Regions from separate parts of the Mus musculus genome. Here region 2 is linked to region 1. Evidence: chromatin loops called from intact Hi-C (ENCODE). Cell type or tissue: left cerebral cortex. All regions are shown on one strand. Links, peaks and the distances in the headings refer to the core of each region. The heading gives the core; the rest is flanking DNA. Region 1 overlaps Usp25 (ubiquitin specific peptidase 25). Region 2 has its middle 60 kb from the start of 1700041M19Rik.

Region 1 (5,390 bases), core at 297-5,296:
GCAGGGACTCACACGTTTGTCCATTTGAAGTACATTTTATTTAGTATTCGTGCTACTGTAAATTCAGTGGCCCACTTGATTCCTCTCTCGGGCCTGTGGTCATTAACCTCCATGTGTCTGTTTTCTTTAAATATTATTTCAAACACTTTCATTTGTTTTCTCACTTTGTGCAGTACCTGAATGTCAAAAGTTTATCAGCATCTACTCTTCTGAATTACAAATACAGTCTGTCATGTCCAGAAGGGAATTATTCAATACTCCACACAGCATTCAATAAACTATTATTAGCCATTAAACTATGTTTAATTAATATAAGTAAAGTTATTTAAATATGCACAATAGTAACACAAACTCTCTAGTTACTAAGACTAACAATGCAACTATCTACTCTATTAAACTGGACTTTATTCATACTTATCCATAAAGTGGCAACTTAACTATCTAAAAGAAGACAGCTAGTGCTATTTAATGTAACCTCAACCTTTTAATATAAAATTACAATTTCTATTTTCCTGATAGCTGAAGTTTAGAGTTAGTAACGTATATTTTGACATGTAAAGATAATTATAATATAATCTACTGTGAAGTATCTTTTTAAAATGAAAAAGTTCATTTTAACAGTTAGAAATGAATTCAAAATAAAGTGTCTTTCAAGAAAGAAAGATAGCTCAGCAATGCATGTGTTCATCCACACGCACTCCCACACACCAAATCCTTATGTTGCTGTATACCTCCTGAAAATTTCCTATAGACTGGCACTGGGTCCATGGATCGGATCTGTAAGTCTCTTAGACTAGATTAAACAATGAGGCTGTACATGGGGTTCAGCATCTCTAGCATGATTCAATGTCCAGGTAGAAACAGAAATTAAAACTTCACTTTTTAAATGGTTATACCTAGAGAAAAACAGTTTTCCCCTCTTCATTATGCAAGCATCAGACGGAGTCCAGAACCAGTAAGTACAAATTCTGAGGCTCTATGACATTTCCCCACTGGAGTAGCTGTGAATACCAGTTTGATATAAATTTAGAACACTAAACTGGCAAATCAGACCATCTGTTACATCATTAATCAGCTAAGTAAGCTGGGGAAACCCTTGTGGTCCCTGTGAATCTGACACGAAGGGCAAGAACATAAAAAAATTAAAAAATGGGACAGCCAAAAAACAGTGTCTTCCACAAAATCTTTTCAGAAAAGATTTTTTTTTTCAAGGAAAAACTACACATGTTTAAAAATGAAATCCAAGCCATTTTTCCTTCTCAGAGTACAACATCATCTGAAGCGACAGCAGCCACACTCAGCGAGCTTCTTACCTCGCGTGTCATTTTCTATTTCCGTCCTCCAGCGATGTAAACAGCTCTCCAGCACGCACAGTTCTTCCTCTGTGATGTGCCTTGGTGCCGGATGCATGGGCAAATCTGGAGGTATCCGAGACTGAGTGAAGGGTTTGTGAATCACTGACCTCAAGGGCAGGGCGGCACCTGATGCGGGTGAGGAGGAGCCGGGCAGATCTGAAGCACAGGGTCCCTGCTGTTCTGTTGTGCTGTGGTTTCAAAGCACACATGCGACTGGTTAAACTTCCAAACTGAAGCCAGCTCTATAGATGATAGCATCCAAGCCCCTCACAATCTCAAGAGGAAATGATCTTAAGAAACACACAAACTGATCAAATATCAGACGAGACGTTTAGTACAAGAGGACTAAAATCTTATAAGGACGAAATCGTGGCTTTAAAGTAAGACTGCCTTCTTCTTTGTAATGGAAAATCTAATGCATATTCTAACTAAAGATCTCTCTCTCTCTCTCTCTCTCTCTGTCTCTCTTTCTCTCTCTAATACCAACTTGCATTATCAGAAACAAATTCTACTCTAAAAGCATCATCAACATATTATATGACGTTCAGAAACTACAAACCAAAACATTGAAAAGTATAATTCTGACCAGCGAAAAATATATAAAGATTCCAACAGATAGACAAGACCTCCTGAATTGATGAGGAATAAGGAGCAAGGGTGACTCACTTACCTTGGTAAGGACTGTGATGGTAGGGGGCCACTTGCTGAGGAACTAGCATCGATGTCATCAACGGGGGAAGTGCACACAGGTTTACTGGAGGCAAACTCCAATGCATACTGTAGAACATCTACCAATGGGAATCTTTTGGGACCGGAACCATAGCTTAAATATCTATTAATAAAATATACACGTTTTACCTATATTGTCAAAATAATTTGTGGCTTGAAGCCTTATAAAATAAGACTTTGCTTTTCTAATAAAGAAGGTGAAACTGAATATACACTTGAGAAATGGAAGGACGGCAAAGCTGATGAAAATTGCAAGTCCTATGTATGGCCGCACCTAAGACGGTGTTCTAAACTGCCCCCGTGGGAAAACAAACCCAGGACCATGTGCAAACATTCTCATCTCTGAATCCTGCACTAGCCTCATGGTTAAGGTCCTCACTTTTATCATCTTTTACCCCGTGAACACTTTCCATACATGTACTGGAACTTATTAAGATGTAAGCTCCCTGGAAGTACATGTTCACACTCAACATTGTATGTTATTAATGAGCAAATTAAACGTAACTCAGAAAGTTGTAGGTCGACAACTGGGGTTAGTCAAACTGCATTGCAGCCTGTAGGCTTATCCGGCCTGCATGGCATCACATTCCACATCTGATGGAGCTGTGACTTGTGAGAGCATAGGCACACTCAGCCCCTCCCTTCTGGTATGTGATAGCACCCACTCACGCCATGCACACTTCTATGAGCTGCGCAACCTCCCTTTGCTGCCCGGCTTCTTCCTGAAGGATTCACTGTGTGAAGCTTGGGAGGCTTGGGCGGGAAGAGTTCGAATCCTCTCGGTCCAGTTCACCCCGTGCTCTGCGCTAGCCTCCTGACTTCCACTTACCGCACCAGGAAAACAAGCTGGTGATAATCACGTCTTTCATTTCAATTTCTAAGATAATCATCTACAGCCTAGTAGGGATGCAATCTAGAGTCTAATGTAATTAATCAAAATTCAATCCGGAATGAATTATAAGCTTATAATATTATAATATAGTATATGCTTATAATAGGTTACATTATAAGTTACCCAAAGCATGTTGAAAATTAATAATCGAGTTAGCCACCAGGCACATGCCTTCCTGTCTTAAGCCCATGAAGGCTGAATTACCTCTCTAATCTTTGTTGTAATACTGTGAGGTAATCTTTAAGTCTCTTGATCTCTTCACGTTTAATTCTTGTTATTTCTCTATTTCTGTGCATATACCTATTAAGGAAAAAAAAAAGGCCATCATTAGTGTTACCAAATATCTTGGAAACTAGTATGATAATAAATCTAACTATTACTACAAAAGGTCAACTGAAGTTTTTTAAGATATCAGGTATAAAACACAAAAATATTTTAATACTTAATATTTATTACTATATATTTATAAGATAAAATGAATATACTCCCTTAACAGATAATAAGATGGAAATATCAAGCATCAATAAACCTTAGCTTCAAGGAAATAACAATTTTCACAAACCTACTACTTGTACAAACCGTACCTGTCCAGATATAAAACTTGGGGAAATTCTAGTTTATTGTGAATTTTTTCTGGTCTTCCCAATGCCTGGTTAAATTCAAATCTTGACAGTTCAAATGTTAATACCGGCGGCAATTCAGTGAACCAATGCTGAAAGAAACAATAACAGACACTTGGTCAGCCTGTTAGATTTCACCATCACAATTTTAAGGTCGGTAAATGATCCTGGTGCTGACGTTACTGTACTACAGCAAGCAGAGGGACTATGATGGTTTCCTTACAGCTGAACTTCAGCCTGACGTCCCCATAGCCTTTGTCCACATCAGAGGACAGAGGGAAACCTTATCTACACACTGCTAATCGTCCACAGTTGTAACATTCCAAATTCTCCCTAGGAGGGAAGGACTTCAGAGCTCCTTCACCTTCTGTCGCAGGCTGAGTGACACTTACTGAAACCAAACAGATTGTCAAACCGAAGACTTGACTCAAAGGGAAACAAATCTTTGTCTGGAACAAATGCGCACTGTTCTCATCCTAAAATTGGAAAATGTTATCTTCCCTTTCTCTCTCTTTTTTCTTCCTACTTTTACCTTGAATCTTACAACTATATATTATATTAATGTATGATAAAGATTTCTCAGCAACAAAGTTTATACTTGTAAAAGCTTTCAAATATAAACTAGCAATCAATGAGTTAAATTTCTTATTGCTCTGAGTGTGTCCTACCCACTCACGCCACACACACAGTTGTTTAGTGAACCACGAAATTTAACATTTTCAAAAAGCTTGTTTTTATGTAACAAGTTCAAGTTTTACAAAAGGATGCTATTTGTTTTAAAGGTTGAATATATACATTCAAAAGCCAACAAGTTCAGAGGTGTAAAATCATAAATATTTTTAAGTATTTATAAGTCCTGCAACAAGATACTATTAATCCCATGTTACAGGTATCATAGCTTTCAGTGCCAAAAACTGGTACCACACATCCCTCAGTGACTGCGCACAAACGTAACCTGAACCAAAACCAGGAATAAACATTGCAGGCTGAGGAAAATGGGATGGGCTGGAATCTTGACGATGGCACCTGTCTTCCAGTGAAGCTGCTAAAGCTAAGTGCTGAGGTGTGGCTCTTTATTCCTCCCCAAACACTAAGGATTACTGGCTAAGCAGGGGTTAAATTGAACATGAGTAAGATTGTCCCAGTTAAACTATAAGAAACATGATTTATAAGAGTCAACAAAACCTAATATAATAAGCATCTAAAGATGCAAACGAGAAAAGTCACATGATAGCATGTGGCATAGTTCTTTTTCAAGACTTATTTTCATTTTTAATTATGTGCGTGTGTCTGTGTCTTTGACCCTGTTCATGTCTTTGTCCATGTCTGTGTCTGACATGGGGCCTATGGTCCATCAGAAAATCCTGGATTGAGTCCCTGGAGATGGAGTCTCCTGACGTGGGAGCCTGGCACTGAACTCACAACTGGAAGAGGGGCGCATGCTCCTTTCTTTTCAGACATCTCTCCCGCCCCTACCCTATACTTCTTTACCATATCTAAAGTTAGATAAAAATTAAAACATTGTCTCTGATATCTCATAAACAAACCTCTGATTGATTCCTTAGGATAATAGTCCCTGCACCATTTTGTGATAATCAAACAGGCAAAAAGAGTTTTAGAAGAGTTACTTCCTTATTTTACCTCAATACGTTAAATATCATCTTTACAACTAATGTGAGACACATTTTAATTGATGAGAACCTACAGTGGCTGAGAAAAGTGAGGTGACCCGAACTATGATAAGGAGTCTTCCGCACAGTTTCTGTAACTCACGAAAGGATGCTCACAGAACAT
Region 2 (5,390 bases), core at 192-5,191, 120 kb after region 1:
CAGATTTTTGATGCTGAACTTCTTCTTGGGTGTTTAACATTTGATATTATTACATAGGTATATGCTATTTTTTGTGGATGGTTATCTTAGTCTGGTCACCCTGCTGTGACAAAATGCATCAGCTGAGTCATTCATCCACAGCTTGGTGAAGTGCCACTTTGCTTAATGTCTTCCTTGTTTATTACATGACCAAAGTGCCAAACTAGTTTGCTCTACAATCCTGGTCCTCTTTATTAGGAAATTATCTCAGTCATGAAGGCTTTGTCATCACAAGCTAAATAATTCCCAGAGACCCCATTTTCTCATGTTGTCATGTTGGCGATCAATATGACAGTGTGTGAATTTGGAAGAATATAAATAGTTACTCCCTAGCAACAATTGTGTGTGTATCTGTGTCATGTGTGTGTGTGTATTAAACTATTGTGCATCTCTGTGGTATAAATGTTTGATGGCCAAGAAACATATAGCCTTTTGTCATTATCTGTCTCTAGTGGAAGAGGATCCGTTAGTGGAGAGGACAAAGACAGCTTGTACCATTGAATCACCTTTATCTCTTCTTTAGTCTTAGCTGCACTACAACTACAAGTTGAAACTTTCTTCATCTGAAAAATAGGGAGAACTACCTAGCCTACTGGGTTTTATTAGTACACAGTATACTGTGAAGACTGGATGTAAATATATTGTATGTGACTGACTAGTGTTCAGTACTCAGTTGTCCCAGGACCCTTGCTATATTGCTAGGTCTGGAAGCTGAAACCATCATACCCCTTTATTTTAACAATAGTTTCATGATTTAAATAAGCTCTTCCAATGTATGGGTAAGAGTCTAGCATGGAGACTAGCAAGTATCCAGCATGGAGCTAACACAATTTCCTGGTTACTGTGAGATGCTAGCAGGAGTAGTTAAAACAAACAAACAAAAAACAGTTGTTTCTCTCTAGGAGAAATAACTCCTAAGTTTCCTAAGGCTCATTCATTAGGAAACTTTCTTGGAAAAGTTTCTTGATTTTGATTCCTTTTCTTTTTAAGTTACCTAGATGGTAATGTTTTCCCACTCAAATTTTTGTGTGTCGGGGGGCAGGGGGCACAGGTTGATAGCCAGTGTTTTTCTCAATAACTTCACCTTATCTATTAAAAAGATTTATTTATTCTTATTGTATTTGCATGAGTATTTGTTTGCTTGTATTTATATGCCTCTCATGTGTGCTAGGTAGTCCCAGAGGTCAGAGGGCTCTGTTGGATATTCTGAAACTGGAGTTACAGAGGGTTATAATTTTCCATGGGTTTCAAAGATTTGGTGAGTGGTAGGAATGAAACCCAGGTCTCTCAGCTAATGAACGACCTAGCCAGCCTCTGCATTTTATTTTTTGTGATAGAGTCTATAAATGAACATTGACCTCACTGGCTTGCCTAGACTCACTGGTCTGTAATCCCCAGGGATCCTCCTGTCTCTGCCTTAGCGCTCGCTATAGGACTATGGGTGTGTGCCTATGCTTCTGGTTATGTTACTATGGATTCTGAGGATACATATCAGATCCGCATGCTTTCATGGAAAATCCTATGCCCACAGAATTTTCTCTCTAAGCTTAATTCTGTCTTTGTGTGTATGTGTGTGTGGTGGGTGTGTATGTGTGATGTCACCGACAGTAGCAGTATAAACATTATGGAACTGACTATTAATGTAAAACAATACCCACGTGCTGGCTATCCAGCATCTGATCGAATGTTTCAGCCTCTCAGCGAATGCATCCAGAGGCCAATTCGCCAACTGAGATTGTAGTCTTTGACTCATTTATTAATTTTGTTAAAACTTTCCACTTTGTCTTTATTATTTATGGAACAACCTTCTTGTCTTTGCCATAGTTATTGTCGCCCTTGCCCCACATTCATTTCAGCCCATCCAGGAGTAAAGCAGCAGGCTTCATTCCTAAATCATCCATGACATGTAACTAAACTAATGTCTTGTTAACCTGCATATCTTCAACCGAGAAAGAATCCGTAGGGGACACAAGGACTGTGAAGACAGAGGAGACATAACCTTCTGGCTTGTCAGGTGCACTGAAACCCACACCTAGTTGAACAAACAAAAATAGATGACCAAGACCATTAGTCACTTGATAAATATGAAAGACGCATGTGTAATTTAAGCCAGGTGTATTTCAAGGCATCTTGGCATGGATGTGATCATTAGGATATGGTTTGTGGCTGTCAATATGTGTCATTTATTAAAGTAGCATTCATCAGCATTGACACACTGTATGCTCAATAAACCAGCAGATGGTGTGTGACAATTTCTTCAAGGTGACATCAAAAACATTCCATGGAATCCCTTCTTGTTTCTTTCAGCAAGAATATTTCAGAACATATTTTCATTTGCAAAATAAGAAAGATAGCAAAAACATTTGATGGAATTTTGTGTGCTGTGATGTGTGAACGGGAAGGACTGTCTAAATCTGCCGACTTGATCTGTGTGTGAAGTGCGACGGAATTTATAGAACACAGTTCGCCAAAGCAGAGGAAATTATAATGCAGAGGAGAAACGCAGCAGATTATCGTATTGGAACCTGGCACGTTGCCCACCCAAGCAGAAGCTGAATGAGATCAGTGGAATTTGAAGATGAGCTGAAAATGGATTTTAAATATTTTCTTATTTCACAGAGGGAGCCATACACAGAGAAACATACACAGAGAAATTGCAACGTCTGCAGTCTTAACTGGGAGTAAGAACAAGTCAGAGATGTTGACAATCATTAATGTTTGGTTTTTAATTGAGAACCACTAGAGTTCACCAAATAAAGCCCAAATGGTATAAGTGGAATACATCTCCTTCACAAATACATAAAAACAAAACGTTTATAATAGAATTCTAAGGCATAAGTTAAACTCACTAGCAATGGAATCAACACATACAGCTACTTCAATATAAGTGATTAGCAGGTTCAATGAGTAGAAGTACTTTTTTATTAAGAACAAAGTCTAGACTATATAAAATATCAGGGAAATATATTATATAGTAAACATGGAAATATTGCTGTTTTTCCAGTGATATGAATAAATAGTGTCATAATTTAAGTGACACAAAGTAATCTTGCGGGAAATTTGCCACTTCCTAATTAATTTTTCCTGACTTAAAGCTAACTGGAAAAATGATAGAAAGTTCCTGTGCAGCTGATAAAATGTTTTCTGTCACCATCTGCAAACAGGCCAGCGCCTCATTCAGCATATTGGTGAAGGCCTTTGAGGAACCTTTTGCTTTTGCAAAGGCTTCATCCACTTATTGTCAGACAGAGGGCTGTTTCCCATCAAACAGGGCATGTGTTTTCATGATCTCCTGCAAGCTTACTGCCCAGTGATGGGGATGCCTGGGTGCTGCCACGGACAGTCCAGAGTTCTCTCTTCCCAAAGCACTGAGACTCAGAAAAGGTTTTCCATCATACCAGGTCTTTATAACACCAGGATATGCTTGCATGCTGAGAGTTGCTCACATTGAGCGTTGAACGCACAGATGGCCCATGGTTTGCCTTTTTAAAAATTATTGTTATTAAATACATTGTGTCTTTGACTTGAGCCGATTCTCCAACCCTTATGTCAGATTTTTAAATCATTATTTTTAAAATGGTGTTTTATATTCCTAAACTGCACACAAGAATGGCAAGCATAGAGTCTGTGTACCATGCAAACTGGAAATATGCCAGTGAGCATGCTCGCAGCCAACCATTGAAATGATCACAGTGGGGATGGGGGGGGGCAATAGAGGAGTTAGAGAAAGGACTGAAAAAGCTGAAGGGGTTTTCAACCCCATAAGAAGAACAACAATATCAACCAACCAGAGCTCCCACGGCCTAAAAAACCAACCAAGGAGTAACGCATGGAGGGGCACATGGCTCGAGCCATATATGTAGCAGAGGATGGCCTTGTCAGGCATCAATGAGAGAAGAGCCCTTGGTCCTGTGAAGGCTCTATCCTCCAGAGTGTGTAAATGCATGGGTGGGGAAGCTGAAGTGGATGGGTGGGTTGGGGCATACCCTCATAGAGAGAGTAGGGATGGGATAGGGGAGTGGTTCTGAGAGTGAAATCGGGAAGGGGATAACATTTGAAATGTAAATAAAATATCCAATACAAAAAAAAAGATAGCAAAGAATGGAAGGAAACCCAAACTAGTTGGTGGTATTTGTGTAGGCAGAAAACTTCTGAGTGTGGCAGACAGGGATGGGTGTGATTAAATGTGACTTCTGCGAGATTTCTCTAACTATTACCATTTTAATAATGGCACTTGGAAAATTTGAAGCCTTTCTCAGTCTCTCAGAGAAAGGAAGACATCCTCCCAATGTGAATTGTATAATCGTATCCCTTAAACAACCCAACAGGAGAAAATGTTGTTATAGTAACCATGCTACCGAGGCTTAAAGATACCAAAACATCTCTCCAAAATGCAGATACTCACGGCTCAAGGAACTGGTCTGTGCGGCATCATTTTGGTTAAACAGCATAAGAACTGTTGTTTGCTGTGGCAATTCTCTCCTCTGCTTTATGTTGCTGTCATAGCAAATGAAAAGGGGAAGGGATCTTTTATTTTTGTTATTCTGAATATATTTGTATATAAATATCTCATATACAGTTGAGAACCTAAAAACAAAACCAAATTGTCCCTGGTATCAGTGGCAAAACACTATAAATCCATTCATCATTTTAGTGCAAAGAAACCCTCTGAATGTGATGTACTAAGGTAGAATAAAACACAGCTTCTGTGTACTTAGAAAAGGTAAATTCTGCCAGGTATCCACACCAAACAGAACAACTGAGATGTGCTTCCGGGCCACATCGTCTCAGACTGTCAGTCAACATGAGGCTGTGGAAAACAAGGACAAGGTTAGGTTGAAGGCTGAAGGCTGACAGTGCACAGTGCAGTGAGAGTTCAAGAGACAGCAGGAGAACCTAGTGTGAAGACAGTTTGCACTTTCTCTCCCCTACACAACAGCATCGCTAAACAGCATCGAGGTAAACTACTCTGGACAGGAAGTGTTTTATTATCTGGTTTATGTACTCAACAGTTGCTATGGCTAATTAGTAGTTTGTAATAACATGTGTACACGCCTCAGATGGACACACTTTAATTACTGTCTGTTAATGACTGTCGCATACTATAAATATACAGAAGTTACTCTGGAAAGTAACTCGACTGCTACGTGTACACACACACACACACACACACACACACACACACACACACACACACAAAGGAGCATTTCCTCCCTTTTGAGTTTGCTTTAGTGCAGTTCTGTCTTTGATGCTAACACACACATGTCCCTTAGTTACACAGGAGATAAAATACGCATAATGCTTGCACACTAAAAAGATACCGAAGCACTTGCTTTGCCCCAGTTGTAGCA

Evidence for each region. Hi-C counts contacts between places; a loop is a spot of excess contacts. Peaks named below come from ENCODE experiments on the same cell type or tissue, not always from the same donor. Only the 100,000 strongest peaks of a DNase experiment are listed, where the experiment ranks them.
Region 2: a loop joins it to region 1, with 2.6 times the contacts of the local background. A loop is called at or near these places in 3 of 42 quality-filtered maps.

What each region holds. Positions count from the first base shown.
Region 1 is chr16:77,073,157-77,078,546 of GRCm38, reverse strand. Usp25 (ubiquitin specific peptidase 25) reads right to left here. Exons shown (of 24, transcript NM_013918.2): 11 at 3,561-3,688; 12 at 3,181-3,276; 13 at 2,026-2,187; 14 at 1,314-1,543. Among named protein-coding and RNA genes, the nearest start is that of Usp25, 62 kb to the right of the region's middle. In left cerebral cortex, for the core only: no CTCF peak of the experiment used is centred there; DNase peaks (open chromatin) are centred at 769, 954, 1,389 and 2,702; H3K4me3 peaks cover 937 bases; H3K27ac peaks cover 2,036 bases.
Region 2 is chr16:76,948,151-76,953,540 of GRCm38, reverse strand. No RefSeq gene overlaps it. Among named protein-coding and RNA genes, the nearest start is that of 1700041M19Rik, 60 kb to the left of the region's middle. In left cerebral cortex, for the core only: no CTCF peak of the experiment used is centred there; a DNase peak (open chromatin) is centred at 2,515.